2 separate regions of the Mus musculus genome follow, and region 2 is linked to region 1. Evidence: chromatin loops called from intact Hi-C (ENCODE). Cell type or tissue: left cerebral cortex. All regions are shown on one strand. Each heading gives the region's core, and the rest is flanking DNA. Links, peaks and the distances in the headings are about the cores only. Region 1 overlaps Vps8 (VPS8 CORVET complex subunit). Region 2 overlaps Vps8 (VPS8 CORVET complex subunit).

Region 1 (8,334 bases), core at 317-8,316:
CAATCAAGTGCCTGCTTGGTTCTTCTCCATGTAAGAATAAACATAAAGGACTCCTATCCTCAGGAGGCGTACAGTCTAACGAGTGATACCTTAACAGGCAAGTTCAGGTGCTATGAGCTCAAATGACAAATAACTGAGCCTTGGGGGACATTAGACAGTTTTCAGGGGATGGAGAGGGAAAGATGCTAAGGTCTGAATGTATTTCACCTTTTAAGATTTCCCTTGTACAGGCTCAGGCTAGGGCAATTTTCTACCTAGATAACCATGCTGTTCTGTTAACTGTCCTCACTGCCTTTCAACTGACCATGGGTGGAAATGCCAATCGTCCACTAAGAAGCAGCTGCTGCAGATTGGGCTTCTGGGATCTGGATCCCCACGATCTCCCCCTAGACTTTCTTGTGCTTTTGTATTTAAGACATATACAACCTGCTCCCATTGCCTGCACTGAGCCCTGCTTACTCAGGTCTTCCTGGGACACATTCCCCCTTATTATTTGAGGCCAGATCAAGCTCTCCTTCCTCTGGGAAGCTTCCCTGCCTATCGTGGGACAGGCACCTACACTACATATGTGACAGAAAGATGAGCTGGTACATCTAGGCTTCAACTCAGGGGTGGTAACTGCTTTTAAGTAAGAGCTCACATTTCAGGAGTGGCCAGTTAACATGAATTCCCAATGGCAGCTTCCAAAGAGTCTTAATTGCTAAAATTAATGGCTTGTTAATCAGTATGGTAAATACTGGAAATAGGCTCTCATTGATAAAATCTATTCAAAATGTGTAGGTAAGGAAGAAGACTTGAGAAGTTGTACCCACTCTTGCATGGGGAAGGAATAAGTGTACGCCTGACCACTTTTTTCAAAATGAATCAGTAAAGGAAAAAAATAGAAAGAATGATACCAAGGGCCATGTGCATCCAGCCATGGGTGGGGAAGTTTCTTTTTTCTTATTTTGAGACAAGGTCTCACTATGTATCCCTGATTGGTCTGAAACTCACAACATAGACCAGGTTAGACTCAAGCTCATAAAGACCCGCCTGCCTCTGCCTCTGCCTCTGCCTCGAGTACTGGGATTAAAGATGCTACCGAGCCTTGGCAAGAAGTTTCTTTACATTAAATGGATTCGAAGAGTAGCAGATTCCTGCGTCTGAGGTGGTGCCTCTTTTCTGATGATAGTCAGATGTCTGAATTTCAGAGCTAAGGCATTGCAAAGTCTGAAAATAGGCTGCATCAATCTACTTCTAAATCAGCGTTTAATAAATTCTTAGCTATGTGGCAGCTAACAACATGAAGCAAGGCTGTAGAGGAGCAGTTAACCATTCCTCAGAGTTCTTCATTATACTTACAATCACAAAGAACATAAGGCTGCACCAGGCTGATCAGCCATTTGAAAACAAGGTCCCTTCTAAGCGCTAGCAGAGCATCCTATACATTTTACCCAGCATCATAAAGCTGTACAGTAATAGTGAGCTCATCTGTCTAGTGCTGAGATTTTTTAAAAAGATTTATTTATTTTATGTATATGAGTACACTATAGCTGTCTTCAGACACACCAGAAGAGGGCATTGGATCCCATTACAGGTGGTTGCTAGGAATTGAACTCAGGACCTCTGGAAGAGCAGTCAGTGCTCTTAACCTCTGAGCCTTCTCACCAGCCCTAGTGCTGAGATCCTTGAGAACAAAGACTGCAGTCTCATCTCTAGTCTAATTCTTAGCTCTGCATGTAGCATAAAGAAATACTTGATGACTGAATAATAATATGTAAGCAACATGATCGACTAAAAGGGGCCATGTTAAATAGCAGTGCTCACTACAGCCTAAGTACTTGCTATGCATCAAATACAGGTGTTTCATACCTAAACAGTAGTTCATTTAGTTTTTAAGGCAATTCTAAGATCATCACTATCTTACACAGGAAGAAAAAAAGAGGCTGCCCTTTCAGAGCCTTTGAGTTTTAAGCCTGGTCTTAGAATAAGCCTATGTTTTCAATCATCCTGTTGAAAGTATGTTGCATGGCTACCATTAAAGATCTTCTACAAACCAATTTTCTTCTGTATTCTAATTCTTTCATGTTTATTAAATGAGACTAATAAGACTCAGGCCCTACCTACTATGACTGGTTGGTGACTATACCCAAAGGTTCATGTAGGTCATGATAGCTGTGTTAGGAGTTGCTATGGAAGGTTGAGAAGAGGTCTAACAGGGATTTGAGTCCCAGGAACTATGGGGCCCTGGCTTCATCCTCTCTCTGCTTTCTGCTCATGCTATGAGCACCTGTTTCAAATGTGTTCCTGCCTCAACGAGTCACTTTTTCTTGCAGCCCACATCCATGAAGCTGCCATGATGCCAAACCCTCAGAAGACTCTCTTCTCCTCTCCTCTGTAGGTAACATTTCACTGTAGTGACCTGAAGCCGACTAAGTGCTCGAGGTAGTAGGGTGACTCTGAGAACTCATGCTCTACCCCTTGGTCTTACCTGCCATGATGCTTGGATAGAGCACAGAGCTATTCCTGCATAATGCGTTTCAGGACTTTTCAGATGTTGTATCTTGTTTCTATCCTTTTTCCATCTGAAAATGTCAGGGTTTACAAGCAGAGGAAAAGGACTGGAGTGTGACACACTGCTTTGAAGCTAAACTGGCAGTTAGTAAACAGAGCAGCAAGATGTCATTTTTATTTCATGAATACTTTGCTGAGTTCAATGCTAGCTAAAAAATTTTAAAGTGTGTGTGTGTGTGTGTGTATATGTGTGGGGGAGCGCAAACCAAAATAAACCAGCTCAACTATCAGAGAGAGAACAGTGACAAAGGGAGGCAGCAGAAGGCCAGGCTACCCATGGCTCTCAGCCAACAGCTGCAGCAGGACACAGAAGGGGCTGCCGTGGGTCTCTTAATGTCCCCTGAGCACTGCTCGGGTCCAAGACTCACAGAAGACAGGCCTAGTCCCGCATGTACTGACAACCCTTTATGTGGCATGTGCTGAAAAGCTCTATCTCTAGACAGTTTATTTTGGGCACAACTATCTGAAGAGAAACATGTCACTAAGAAAACCAGACAGCTTTCCCTCAAAATATTGTTTCATCTGCTACTGCCCTCGGACACGAGGCAGACTGTGGATGCTGACCCCACAATGCTTATAGTCTTAGTTGCCAGGAAACTGCTGGGCCTGAAATCCCACATGTGCTCTAGAAAGAGGCAAGGAATCCTAGCAACATATCAAAGCATCCAATGAGAAGAGGCCTGAGAATATTAATGTAAGTAAACACCACTGCTATGTAGAGAAGACTGACCTCAGAGGAGGCTGGGAGGGAGGAGGTAGTTCTGCGAACCACTTGATTTTAAGACTCACCTTCCTGGCGGGAGGATCCCCTTTGGACTGATGATACGAGGGCGACATTTTTACCTGGAAAAGGGGAAACATTTCAACAACTTCTTAGATATAAACTTTATTTGACCCACATTCCAAAAAATACAACTAAGTGAGTATAGCTGAGCTTAAAACAACAGCAACAAAACAAAACGAAAAACAAAATGACATGGCGAGAACTGTCCATGGCAATGTGAACATTGTGGGAGTGACCAACCAGTTTCTCACGGCATTCAAGGCCTGTTCTGCAGCAGGAAACACGTGTCTGGTGCTGTAACTGTGACTAAGAAGCCAGGGCCTTGGAGCTTAGAGGCCTGGCGGAGAACCCAACCGTGACTTCCTAGGTGGACATACCATCAAACTGCCCTCTACAGTCCTACCTCCTTACCCACACATCAGAACAGCTCTCAGGCCACATCACAGAAGGTTCTTTGTGCAGTGGATGGCTTGGCACAGAAACACATCACATCCAGTAGGACAGCTATATCACCACCCACCCAAGGCTGAGGGGCCATTTCAGAAGAAGAGACAGAAAAATGACAGGAGTCAGAGGCCAGGGAGACCCAGAGCAAAACTGTCTTCTGGACCCATCAGGACTGCTGCACTCATGATCTCACGGCTCCCTGCACAAGACCATCCCAGTCTGCATCCCTACATGGACTAGGGAGAGGCTCACCCTCCCACCCCCCGCCTAAAGAGAAGCTACCAATAGCTGATAGCTTCAGGAGGAAGAAGTGACAGGATTGTTTAAGGATGTGGTAAGTTGACCACATTCAAGTGGCTGGTCCCACAACCAGGAGTCTGTGGGCGGCATAAATTGGATTTGGTAGGTTATTTTTAAAGAGGAGGTAAAGGTGGGAGGGAGTGAAGAGGAGGGGTGGTAAGAATTAGGGGTGGGGATGAGTATATGATCAAAATACATCATATGCATATATGAATTTCTCAGAGAGTAAAAATATCACATTGAGTATGAACCAGACCTTGCTGTTGAGAAGTTGCCAAGCATTGGCTGGAAACCAGGCAGGAAACACGGCTGACAGTGAGTAAATGAAGGCGATTTATGAGTTAATTAGGTTGAATCAGGAAACTAATTCAAATTGTATCCAACACGAGCTAGAAATGGTCAAATGGCATAAAGAAACAAGAAACAAAACCGAAATATGAAATAAGACACGACAAAGAACCAAATTAAAGGCATAAGTTATCGGAATGTGACTATAACATCTCCCAGGAGAGAGTGGCTATCGGCTTGCTCGACAATGAATTCTTGAAGTTAGGCTCCTAAAACAATGCAATAGGAGCACACACAAGCTCTACATTGTAACTTCTGAGATGTGTAGGTGTGAACCTATGACTCAGAATCTCATGTTTGAGGTACGGAAGTCATAGCCTAACTTTTCATAGCACACAGAATAAGAGTAAGAGTACTGTATCTAAGCAACTCAAAGCTTCCCAGTGAGCATCCATATCCTTGCAGATTTTGAAAGCTGCATGCTAGTTTCCAGAGCCTGCATTAAGTACAGGTGCTGAAGAGCCAGCAAGGACCTCGCTAGCAGATGAATTCCCTACCTGTGGAGTGCTAAGGAATTCTAAAGAAATGTAAGCAGTAGATTCACAAGTGAGCAGTTGTTGGCCATGTCCCTTAATGGCTAAAACACTTGGGAAACTGGGCCCTGCATCTCATCTGGGCAGCACAATACAGCGGGCCCTGGTTGCAGGGAGGTTGCCAGGGAGCTGCCCCAAGGGTGTGAGAGCCAGGGGAGCCAGCAGGCTGACCCTCTCAGATAAGTCTTAGGCCCAGATCCAGGGCTTTGAATTGACACACCCTAACACTCAATGAACTGCTGGTGTGCATGAAGGGTCCAGTCCTATAGATCCAAAACTACAGACCTCTATGACCCAGGACAACAGCAGGACATCCAAGAAGTGTCCCAGTGAGGATCCAGAATTGATAGAGTAGCAGAAGCCAGAGCCACGTACCAGACCAAGGACTCATTACAATGAACATTTGCAAGCAAAGCAGCATGGGCAAAGGGTGTACTGTGAGACACACTGTGACACACTACAGCTTCCACAACAAGATTTTATTTTCCCTGTAACAGGGGAGGCTGCAAGGGTGGAAGGCAAATACAAGGGGAAGGGCAGATGAGTGGAACTGGGGTATATGATGAGAAATTCACACAGAACCAATAAAAAGTTTTTTGAAAAGTAAGCAGTTTTAGTTTACCAGACATATGGGATATATCTACAGTTATGTCTTAATGCTTACATATTTGTACTATTTTGTCAACTTGACACAAATGAGACATATCTAGGAAGAGGGAATCTCAAATGAGAAAATGTCTCCATAGGACTGGCCTGTAGACAAGCCTGTCAGGCATTTTCTTGGTTAATAGTTGATGGGAGAGGGCCCAGATTACTGTGGGTGGCACTTTACTCTGGTGGCCCGAGGTATAAGAAAGCAGGTTGTGGTACATTTACACAATGGAGTACTACTCAGCTATTAAAAAGAATGAATTTATGAAATTCCTAGGCAAATGGATGGACCTGGAGGGCATCATCCTGAGTGAGGTAACACAATCACAAAGGAACTCACACAATATGTACTCACTGATAAGTGGATATTAGCCCAAAACTTAGGATACCCAAGATAGAAGATAAAATTTGCTAATGCATGAAACTCAAGAAGAATGAAGACCAAAGTGTGGACACTGTGCCCCTTCTTAGAATTGGGAACAAAACACCCATGGAAGGAGTTACAGAGATAAAGTTTGGAGCTGTGATGAAAGGATGGACCATCTAGAGACTGCCATATCCAGGGATCCACCCCATAATCAGCTTCCAAACGCTGACACCATTGCATACACTAGTAAGATTTTGCTGAAAGGACCCAGATATAGCTGTCTCATGTGAGACTATGCCGGGGCCTAGCAAACACAGAAGTGGATGCTCACAGTCAGCTATTGGATGGATCACAGGGCTCCCAATGGAGGAGCTAGAGAAAGTACCCAAGGAGCTAAAGGGATCTGCAACCCTATAGGTGGAACAACATTATGAACTAACCAGTACCCCGGAGCTCTTGACTCTAGCTGCATATGTATCAAAAGATGGCCTAGTCGGCCATCACCGGAAAGAGAGGCCCATTGGACACACAAACTTTATATGCCCCAGTACAGGGGAACGCCAGGGCCAAAAAATTGGGAATGGGTGGGTAGGGAAGTGGGGGGGGGAGGGTATGGGGGACTTTTGGGATAGCATTGGAAATGTAATTGAGGAAAATATTTAATAAAAAACTATAAAAAAAAAAAAAAAGAAAGAAAGCAGGCTGAGCCAGGCGTAGTGGTGCAAACCTTTAATCCCAGCACTTGGGAGGCAGAGGCAGGCAAATTTCTGAGTTCGAGGCCAGCCTGGTCTACAGAGTGAGTTTCAGGACAGCCAGGTCTTCACAGAGAAACCCTGTCTCGAAAAAAACAACAACAAACAAACAAACAAACAAAAAAACAAAAAAAGAAAGAAAGAAATCAGGTTGAACACACCACGAGGGGCAAGCCACTGGGCAGCACTCCTCCATGGCTGCATTCCTGCCCTGCCTTCACTCAGTGCTGGACTGTGTGTGACCTGGGAGCTCTGGAAGGAAATAAGCCCCGTCCTCCCCAAGTTGCTTCTGGCAATGGTGATTTACCACAGCAACAGGGACGGCGACTAAGACAATCTTTTACTACTTCTATGTAGATGATTAAAAGAAGAGAAGTAATATGTAACATGCTGTAAAATTTTATGTGCCAAGTACCACCGAAGACTCATTTATGGGCATGATGTTATTTAATCTATACTACCTCTTCTAGTGTGGCTTCTGCTACTCATTTTAGAGATAAGAAAACTATGTATAGCTTTGAGGAAGATCATGTGCTCTGAAGCACTGACCTAGAAGATTCAAGTTGCCCATCTCTAGGATTGGGCTTTTAAATGGTACATTATCTAACACCTTGGCAGACAGCAAAACAGGAAGGCTCCCAGGAAAATGAACCTCTTAGAGCATGTTGTTAAGTTTTTAGGAAGAGATGGAAAAAGGTCACTAAATGGCAGGAAAGAGCCCTTTCTGTACTGATACCATGAGCGTGGAGTCACACCTATGATATCTGTCCTGAGGTGATTTGAATTCAATGACAGATGAGTTTTCTTAAACGCTCCGAACACAGAATCAGACCTACTAAGAATTATGAGTGCACTCCTGATTTCTTTTTTTTTTTCCATTTTTTATTAGGTATTTAACTCATTTACATTTCCAATGCTATACCAAAAGTCCCCCATATCCACCCACCCCCACTCCCCTGCCCACCCACTCCCCCTTTTTGGCCCTGGTATTCCCCTGTACTGGGGCATATAAAGTTTGCAAGTCCAATGGGCCTCTCTTTCCAGTGATGGCCGACTAGGCCATCTTTTGATATATATGCAGCTAGAGTCAAGAGCTCCGGGGTACTGGTTAGCTCATAATGTTGTTCCACCTATAGGGTTGCAGATCCCTTTAGCTCCTTGGCTACTTTCTCTAGCTCCTCCATTGGGAGCCCTATGATCCATCCATTAGCTGACTGTGAGCATCCACTTCTGTGTTTGCTGGGCCCCGGCATAGTCTCACAAGAGACAGCTACATCTGCGTCCTTTCAATAAAATCTTGCTAGTGTATGCAATGGTGTCAGCGTTTGGATGCTGATTATGGGGTGGATCCCTGGCTATGGCAGTCTCTACATGGTCCATCCTTTCATCTCAGCTCCAAACTCCGTCTCTGTAACTCCTTCCATGGGTGTTTTGTTCCCAAATCTAAGGAGGGGCATAGTGTCCACACTTCAGTCTTCATTCTCCTTGAGTTTCATGTGTTTAGCAAATTATATCTTATATCTTGGGTATCCTAGGTTTGGGGCTAATATCCACTTATCAGTGAATACATATTGTGTGAGTTTCTTTGTGAATGTGTTA
Region 2 (8,334 bases), core at 256-8,255, 88 kb after region 1:
TATTTTTTAAATTATTTTACATATATGAATACACTGCCAGTGTCTTCAGACACACCAGAAGAGGGCATCAGATCCCATTACAGATAGTTGTGAGCCACCATGTGGATGCTGGGAATTGAACTCAGGATCTCTGGAAGAGCAGTTAGTGCTCTTAACCACTGAGCCATCACTCCAGCCCTGGATAACATGATATTATAAGCAGCTTTATAGTATACAACTTCAAAGACATTTCCTTAAAGACACATGTCCTTCTGACACTGGCTTGCTAGCTGCGGAGTAACAGCTGAACCATCGGAAACCCTGTGCTAAGTTTAACAATAAAACGAGCTCAGTGCCTGGGGTCTGAGTCTCTCCCCTGGATCAGGTTGCCTACCTCCAGCTTAAAAACCACACATTCCTATCACAGTTAAACTACTGCCATTTTAAGTTATCTCACAGGTTAATTTAATTCTAACTGACCTAGCAGAGAGCTACAGAAAAATACCAGATAGAAAAAAGACAGGGTTACAAATAGGTAGACTATCTGGGAATCGAGGTGGAATTCTTTATATTAACTACCTGGATCTAACTGGTTTTATTTGAGAATTTGAAAATTCTATTCCCATAGCCATCACCTCTTATCTTACAAGGCTCATAAATAGCTGAGCTGAGATGATTTATGTACTGTGCTCTGCATAGTACAAAGAATACTATAGATGCGACTTGCTTACGCTACATATAACTAGAGGATATTTTCACTCCAGCTTCTTGACCAAAGAATCTAAAAGGAAGTAGCCTCCTTTTTATGGGCTGATGAAAAGTGACAACCGAAATCCTCTGAAGAGCAGTGCCAACACAAAGGACAGGGGCTGGTCTGTCTCTGCACACGCTTACAGCAACAGCGTGGATCCTAAAATAAGTCTTTCCTGACTCTGAAGCTGGACTGGGACAGTCCTCAAATCATCTTTATGTGTCACCCATCATCCCAATCAATGCCACAGCAGAACATGGCATGGCCATAGTAACCAAATGAGCCTGGGAAGGACAGAGATTGCTGGCATGAATTACTTCTTAAGCTGTCTCTATTATTGCACACAATCATACTAATAAAGCAATCGTCACATTGAGCACTTCTCAAGTCTTGCAACCTGTATCCAAGCATCCAGGTTAGGCTTAACACTAGGACACATCGTTAATATTTCATTCACCGCTGGAGGACCAAACCCCATAATATAATACTAGTGCTACAACAAATGGCTCCATTAAACAAGTTATTTCAAATCCTACTCTAAAAATTTCAATTAGCTTAATATAGCACCAATCAATAGAAAGACATGCACTCTTTGAATGCTTACCTTCAATAAAATATCCACAATGCGCTGCTGGTATTCCACAGCTTGCTTATCATTTTTAAAGTCTTCAAAGGTCTAAATAGTGAAAGAAAAAACTTAAGTAACTGTTATTTGCTAATTTTAGGAGGAAACAAATTACTAGATCTCCTTGTCTTTAGCAGAACTGACTTTATTTCCTTTTATAAAATAACACCTAGATGATCATTAAAGCATTTGTGAAATAAAATGACAAATGTCCATATTCTAATTTTTAAGGAATATTATCTACTAATATTCTTCATTTCAGATACATTTTGTGAAGAAAATACGCATTCAGAACGTTATCCCCACCATACACACACACATATACATATGGGGAGGGGGTGTTATCCATGTGTACAGGTCCTTCAGAGACCAGAGCTACTAGGTCCTGGAGTTGGAGTTACAGGTGGTTGTTAGCCACCTGACATAGGTGTGAGAATTAAACTTGGGTCCTCTAGAAGAATAGTAAAAGCTCTTAACCACTGAGCCATCTCTCCAGCCCCCTTTCCTCTTCTTAAGACTATTTTATGTGTGAGTGTTTTGCCTATACACATGTATGTTTATCATATCTGCCTAGTACCAGTAGCAGCCAGAAAAGGACAGCAGATCTCCTGTAACAGGAGCCACAGATGGCTGTGAGCTGCCATATTGTTGCTAGGAATGGACCCCAAGGCCTCTGCAACAACGGTAAGTACTCATAACCACTGAGCCTACTCCAGCCCCAGTTATATCATTTAACACCTCATGACATTCCAAGACCTAAAAATGAATATGATATATATGTTGTTATTACATAAGCAAAGAGTTTGAGAGAGAAAGGAAGACAATGTTACAAGAACAAACAAGCAGCAAGGGGCTGTTGTGCTCACAGATTACCAACAGGGGAATCTCGAATGTCAAGCGCACATGGTTGTCCTGGAAGGACACACACTCAGAAGGACAAACACTGCATGCTTGCTTCCACATGCAGAACCACTGTGTGTGTGTGTGTGTGCACGCAAGTGTGTATTATAGATGCATGTTTGTGGGACATGGAGCTAGAAAGAGGGTCAAGGAGAGGTGGAAGAGAAGTGGGACACAGAGAAGAGTCGGGATACACGTGAGGGGACTTTCCTGGAGAAAGGAGAAGAGTTGGCTAGGAGGAGGACCATGGTGGAAAGGAACAAATGAAAACAAATGTATGTGCTTATGGTGATGCCCTGCAGAAACCACGGGCTTAATACACTAAGCTAAAAGTTAATTTACAATGTATCTTAATAAAAATAAAGAAAAATAATTATAGTAAAACTGCTGAAAGGCCAACATTTTTAAGCCTAATTACCAAAATGAGTTACCATATCCTTAAGACAATGCCAAACACTGCATTTAAATATTTTATATTATTGCTTAATGTGTTCTGAATAGAATATGTATCCAAAACATTGGATTCTGAATTCAAGTTCACACAGAATTACACACAAGGGACAGAAACTGAGTCACACCTAGGTGCTGATCGTGAGTGAGAAAGACCCCCAACACCTTCTTATAGTATGCATGCAGCAACTCCCCCATGCCCACAACCCGGGTAAGGAAAGTTAGATTAACATAGACACAGTGATTGCTATGCCCTTTACCTAGGAAAGGGACTGCATATTGTCCCAGGGGAATTTTAAAAGGATCTGCACCATCATGGGCTTTCAAGACTCTGTCAGTTCTACTCAAGCCAGAGGACTTGGTAGTCTTCACAAAGACCATGAATTTTCCCCACCTTCCCTTTCCTCTGGTTGGCATGCCCTTCCCTTCCTATTTCTGACTGGCACATGGCAGGTGCTTTTAAAACAACCACTGAAAACAAACAAAACAAAAACAGCCACTGAATTATCTAAATTATTTACACTGAAAAATACCCAGTGTTATCTCCACTAGTGTGCTCTGCAGTCAGCTAGATGAAATGAGTTGCCAAGGAGACCACAGGAAGGCTTACTAATCTGACAAGTTCAACCAGGAGATATTTTTGTACTTAGATGAGTTAAATATGAACCTGCCTGGAGACAAGAAGATGGGCAAGAACATTTCAGTTCTATCTTCTGGCTTATTAGAACATGAACACACACACAAATTCTCTCTCATCCCAGACTGCTCACATGAGATGTCACTGAAGATGCAGAAGGTACCATTTGCTACAGAAGTGCCATTCAACTAATATCCAAAGGTAGAGAGAATTAACAAGTGTTCTATAAATAGTGACAAAGGAAAGGGACTTTCCATAACCATTTTCTCCTGGCAGCATGCAGTCACTACTTTGAAACACACACTGAGAAAGTGTGTTTCTGTAAATCTAATGAAATGGAGACATAGGAGTGTGACTGTTACGATACAAAGTCAGGATAAGGTGGGGGGAAACAGCTGCCAGGCCAGCCCACCACTGCTGGATTATCACACCACAAAGAAATGGAGATCTGAAACTCAAGTTCAAAGTTATCTGGGAACCAGGACATAAACAATTAAAGATTATTAGGAGGTGTGGATGATATGATAGCAAGGTAAATCTTAACCCAAGGTCAACAAACATTCTATGTAAAAGGCCTGTGGGTAAACATGCCGCCCTTTGTAAGCTATATGTGCTCTCTATTATATATTCTTCTTTCTTCTTTTTTAACAACCCTAGTAATACAAACATTGTTAGTTTATGTAAGTCTGGAATTAAATGGGGCTAGACTTAGTCCTCAGACAACTGTTTGTAGGACCCTGCCCTATCACAGAAGCTCTCCAAATAAAATATTATAAAAAATAAAATAAAAAAAAAATAAAAAGAACCACTCCCATGCATGTTTAAAGGGCCAGCCAGAGTGAGAGCAACTGTGGGATCCCCAAAGTGCACGGAAACGGTAGCCGGCCTCTCCTGGGCTTATCACACCCGACGCCCTGTGAGCTCTCCTCCCTTCCTCCATGTGCAACTAAAGCCACCGTTTCTGAAGTCAGATGATCAGACTTAACCACTGCAGACTGTGATACAAAGATCCACACGACACTCAGCCCCTTAAAGAAGTTTACTCCGTTATATACTGTAACTTATACAAGCAGAGTGAGCACACAGAGACGGGCACCATCTCACAGAGGTAGTGCTGGCATGTAGGTGTGTTCCCTTCTCGTTTCATTTTCTTCCAATATTTCGTCTGTAAATGTGTTTCACATATTTGTGAACTGGATGATTTCACTAAACACCATACCATAAGCACTTTCCATCCTATCAAACCTAAACAAGAAAGCACAATAGAACACCCTTTAACTGGGAAGAGTGTTTACATTTTATGATTCCCCTAGATAATTATATACAACAGAAATCCCAGATCATCTGAATTTACCTCAGACTAAACATTTTAGGAAGGTGTTTTCAGTGGAGACCTTCCACAAACCCCTTCAGCTTCAGTTTACTCTACTGTGCTCACTACGTCTACCACAGACCCTTGTCCACACTGTAGACGCCAGGAGCGAGAGCATGGAATCAGAGACCACACCACCTGGCCAAAGGCTTTTTACAAAACAGAAATGTTCTTTTTTCATTCTTTCTTTCTTTCAGACAAGAGAGACAACAACAAGGGAGGGAATGGCTATAAGCAGGAACTAAGGGGCCCACCATCATGAAGCATTTCCACTCCTGACTTAGCTGCACTCACATATCTTTGGATCATTTGAAAATACCTTAGGAATCACAGCGTCCCTTACCAGTGCCAGCACATTCAGAAATTCTCTTGTGTCAAAATGTAGCAAAGTCCGAACATAAGGATAGACTTCTTCCTCGGAGGATGCTTCTACAGAATGCAGGCGAATCAGAAACTCAAAAACCTAGGGGTTAAAAGGTACATTATTGCCAGGCAGTGGTGGCTCACACCTTTAATCCTAGGACTTGGGAGGCAGAGGCAGGTAGATTTCTGAGTTGAGGCCAGCCTGGTCTATAGAGTGAGTTCCAGGGCAGCCAGGGCTACACAGAGAAACCCTGTCTCAAAAAAACCAAAAAGTACATTATTTTCTATGACCTTACATCTTTCTGGAACAAGAATTCCCGTGTGGAAAAAGCAAAGGCAGGCTGAATGCACTTTAAGCTGCCACCATGTTACACAAAGTCTCTCTTAAATCCCCAATGTTAAATCTCTTAAATCAAATGTTAAAGTTGGCAACAGTGTGGACTCTTGTCCTTACAGTAGAGCTATGTATAATGTTCAACAGTCTGTCTTCAGTCACTATGCTGCCTGGCTTATGACTACTTAACATAAGCTAGAGCCATTGAGAGAATGCTTCCATAAGGTCTGGCTGTAGGCAGTCTGCAGGGCAATGTTCTTAATTAGTGACTGATAGGGGAGGGGGCCCAATACCTGGACAGGTGGTGCTCGGTTCTATAAAAGCCAGTAAACAGCCTCTTCATCAGCTCCTGCCTTCAGGTTCCTGCCCTGACTCCCTGAGTGATGGACTAGGCTGTGTAGCTGTAAGCTATCCCATCCAAATTGCTTTTGTTGATGGTATTTATCAAAACAAAAGGAACTATAACTGAGACAGTCATATTAAGAAGTGCAGACAATAAAAATGCCATAAAAATAATACTCACCTGGTTTTTAACCAAGGGAACAAGATCTTCAGGAATGTCACCGAGAGGGTAGGCACGACCTGCCAGGCAACAGCTAGAAAAAAGGAAGAACAGATCTGATGCCTCGGTTTCTCCACCCTGAGATTCTACTAACATCATGACATAGACTCAACTTTTGTCAGGTCAGGTTCAAAACCAGACCACTACTGTTCTGCAGGTGGTTAAGCACAGATGAGGACAATGTACTGTGTATTTCAAAAGGTCGTGAGAAAGGTGTCAAAAAACAAGGGTAAAAAGGCTGCAGTGACTGGTCCAGAAAATAAGGTTCACAAATGAGGCTTAGGCCATGAAGGGGCCTCAATGCCCCTCAAGGCAGAAAGAGAACATTAGACAGAAATAATAACAATACGGTGATCTAAACAGGATAGGGTCTTAGAGGGAAGGAGAGGTTTCCCTTTTAAGCCTAAAGAGGAGTTCCATTAAAAGAAAGATGAAGAGGAGGAGAGAATGAGAGAGAAGAAGGCCTGCCATGCGCCCCCTGGGTAAAGTGCAGAAGCAGGGAACTGTCCCATGTCCCCTGCACTCTTTCCCAGCCTAGAACACAGCCTGCATTCCTGGAGATTTTCTGGCACCAAGGTAAACCAGATGGCTAAAGGTAGTGAAAGAACACAATCAATAAAAGCCACAGCAATGAAGCTCCATCAGAGCCCAGCTATCCTACTACAGCAAGCCCTGGATGGCTTTACATAGCTAAAGCACAAGAAAGTGACCTTAAGTCCAATGTTATGAAGATGATATGGTGTTTAAAGAGGAAATGAATAAATCTCTTAAAGAAATAAAGGAAAATACAATCAAACAGATGAAGGAAATGAATAAAACTGTTCAAGAACTAAACATAAAATGGAAACAATAAAGAAAACACAAACTGAGGGAATCCTGAGGATGGAAAACCAAGGTAAGAGAACAGGAATACAAGAGATGGAAGAGAGAATCTTGGGTGTGAGATATATGATAGGAGAAAATAACACACTGGTCAAAGAAAATGTTACATCTGAAAAGTTCCTTACAGGAAACATCCAGGAAATCTAGGACACTGTGAAAAGACAAAATCTAAGAATAATAGAAGGAGGAGAAGATTGCTAGCTCAAAGATACAGAAAACAAATATCATAGAAGATGATTTCCCTAAAAGAAAGAGATGTCTATAAACATGCAAAAAGCTTGCCAAACACCAATTAGATTGGAACAGAAAAAAACTCTTCAGCCATATATTGATCAAAACACTAAATGTACAAAACAAAGAAAGAAAATTAAAAACTACAAAGAATAAAAATGGCAAACTAAAAAAGAAAGACCTATCACACACACACACAAACACACACCCACTACCAACATCAAAATAACAGAAATTAATGATCATTCGTCATTAATCTCTCCCAACCATTAATGAACTCAATTCTCCAATAAAAAGACACAGGCTTACAGAATGAATGCAAAACCAGCATCCATCATTCTGGTAAATACAAGAAACACACCTCAGCCTCAAATACAAACATTTACCTAAGAGTAAAGGGCTGGAAAAATATTTTCCCAAGAAATCAAACCCAAGAAGCAAGATAGATTCGCCATTCTAATCCCTAAAAAATAGGTTTTCAACCAAAATTAATCAAAAGAGATGAAGAAGGGCACTTCATATTCATCAAAGAAAAAAATCCACCGAAATGACATCTCAATTCTGAACATGCACGTCCCAGATGTATGTCCCAGATGCAAGAGCACCCACATCTGTAAAAGAGGCATATTACTAAACCTTAAATCACACAATGAACCCCACACACTAACAATGGAGACAGCAACACCCCACTCTCACTAATGAACAAGTCATTCAGACAGAAAGTAACTGACTTCAGGAAAAAAATGGACCTAACATATCTACAGAACATTTCACCCAAACACAAAAAATTATATTTTCTTCTCAGAACATATAAAACTTTCTCTAAAACTAACCATATACTTGGTTAAAAGACAAGTCTCAAAAGATACAAGAAAATTGAAATAGTCCCCTGTATCTTATCAGATCACCATGGATTAAACTGGACTTCAGCAATAACAAAAACAACAGAAACTTACAAATGCATGGAAACCAAGTAACTCTCAACTCAATGACCACTGGGTCAAGGAAGAAATAAAGAAATTAAAGACTTTCTAGAATTCAATGAAACTTATGGGATACACTGAAAGCAATGCTAAGAGGAAAGTTCATAGCACTAACTAGGTGTCTTCATAAAAAAAAAAATTAGAGAGATCTCATACTATTGACTTAACAGCACAACTGGAAGCTCTAAAACAAAAAGAAGCAAACACACCCAAGAGAAGATGGCAGGAAATAATCAAACTCAGGGCTGAAAATAATAAATTAGAA

Evidence for each region. Hi-C counts contacts between places; a loop is a spot of excess contacts. Peaks named below come from ENCODE experiments on the same cell type or tissue, not always from the same donor. Only the 100,000 strongest peaks of a DNase experiment are listed, where the experiment ranks them.
Region 2: a loop joins it to region 1, with 2.8 times the contacts of the local background. A loop is called at or near these places in 3 of 42 quality-filtered maps.

What each region holds. Positions count from the first base shown.
Region 1 is chr16:21,603,230-21,611,563 of GRCm38, reverse strand. Vps8 (VPS8 CORVET complex subunit) reads right to left here. Exons shown (of 47, transcript NM_001285893.1): 45 at 3,343-3,396. Among named protein-coding and RNA genes, the nearest start is that of 2510009E07Rik, 87 kb to the left of the region's middle. In left cerebral cortex, for the core only: no CTCF peak of the experiment used is centred there; DNase peaks (open chromatin) are centred at 2,855, 2,918, 4,261 and 4,711; H3K27ac peaks cover 1,785 bases.
Region 2 is chr16:21,514,956-21,523,289 of GRCm38, reverse strand. It overlaps Vps8 (VPS8 CORVET complex subunit), which reads right to left. Exons shown (of 47, transcript NM_001285893.1): 26 at 5,935-6,007; 27 at 5,058-5,177; 28 at 1,335-1,406. Among named protein-coding and RNA genes, the nearest start is that of Vps8, 96 kb to the right of the region's middle. In left cerebral cortex, for the core only: no CTCF peak of the experiment used is centred there; a DNase peak (open chromatin) is centred at 3,327; H3K27ac peaks cover 1,299 bases.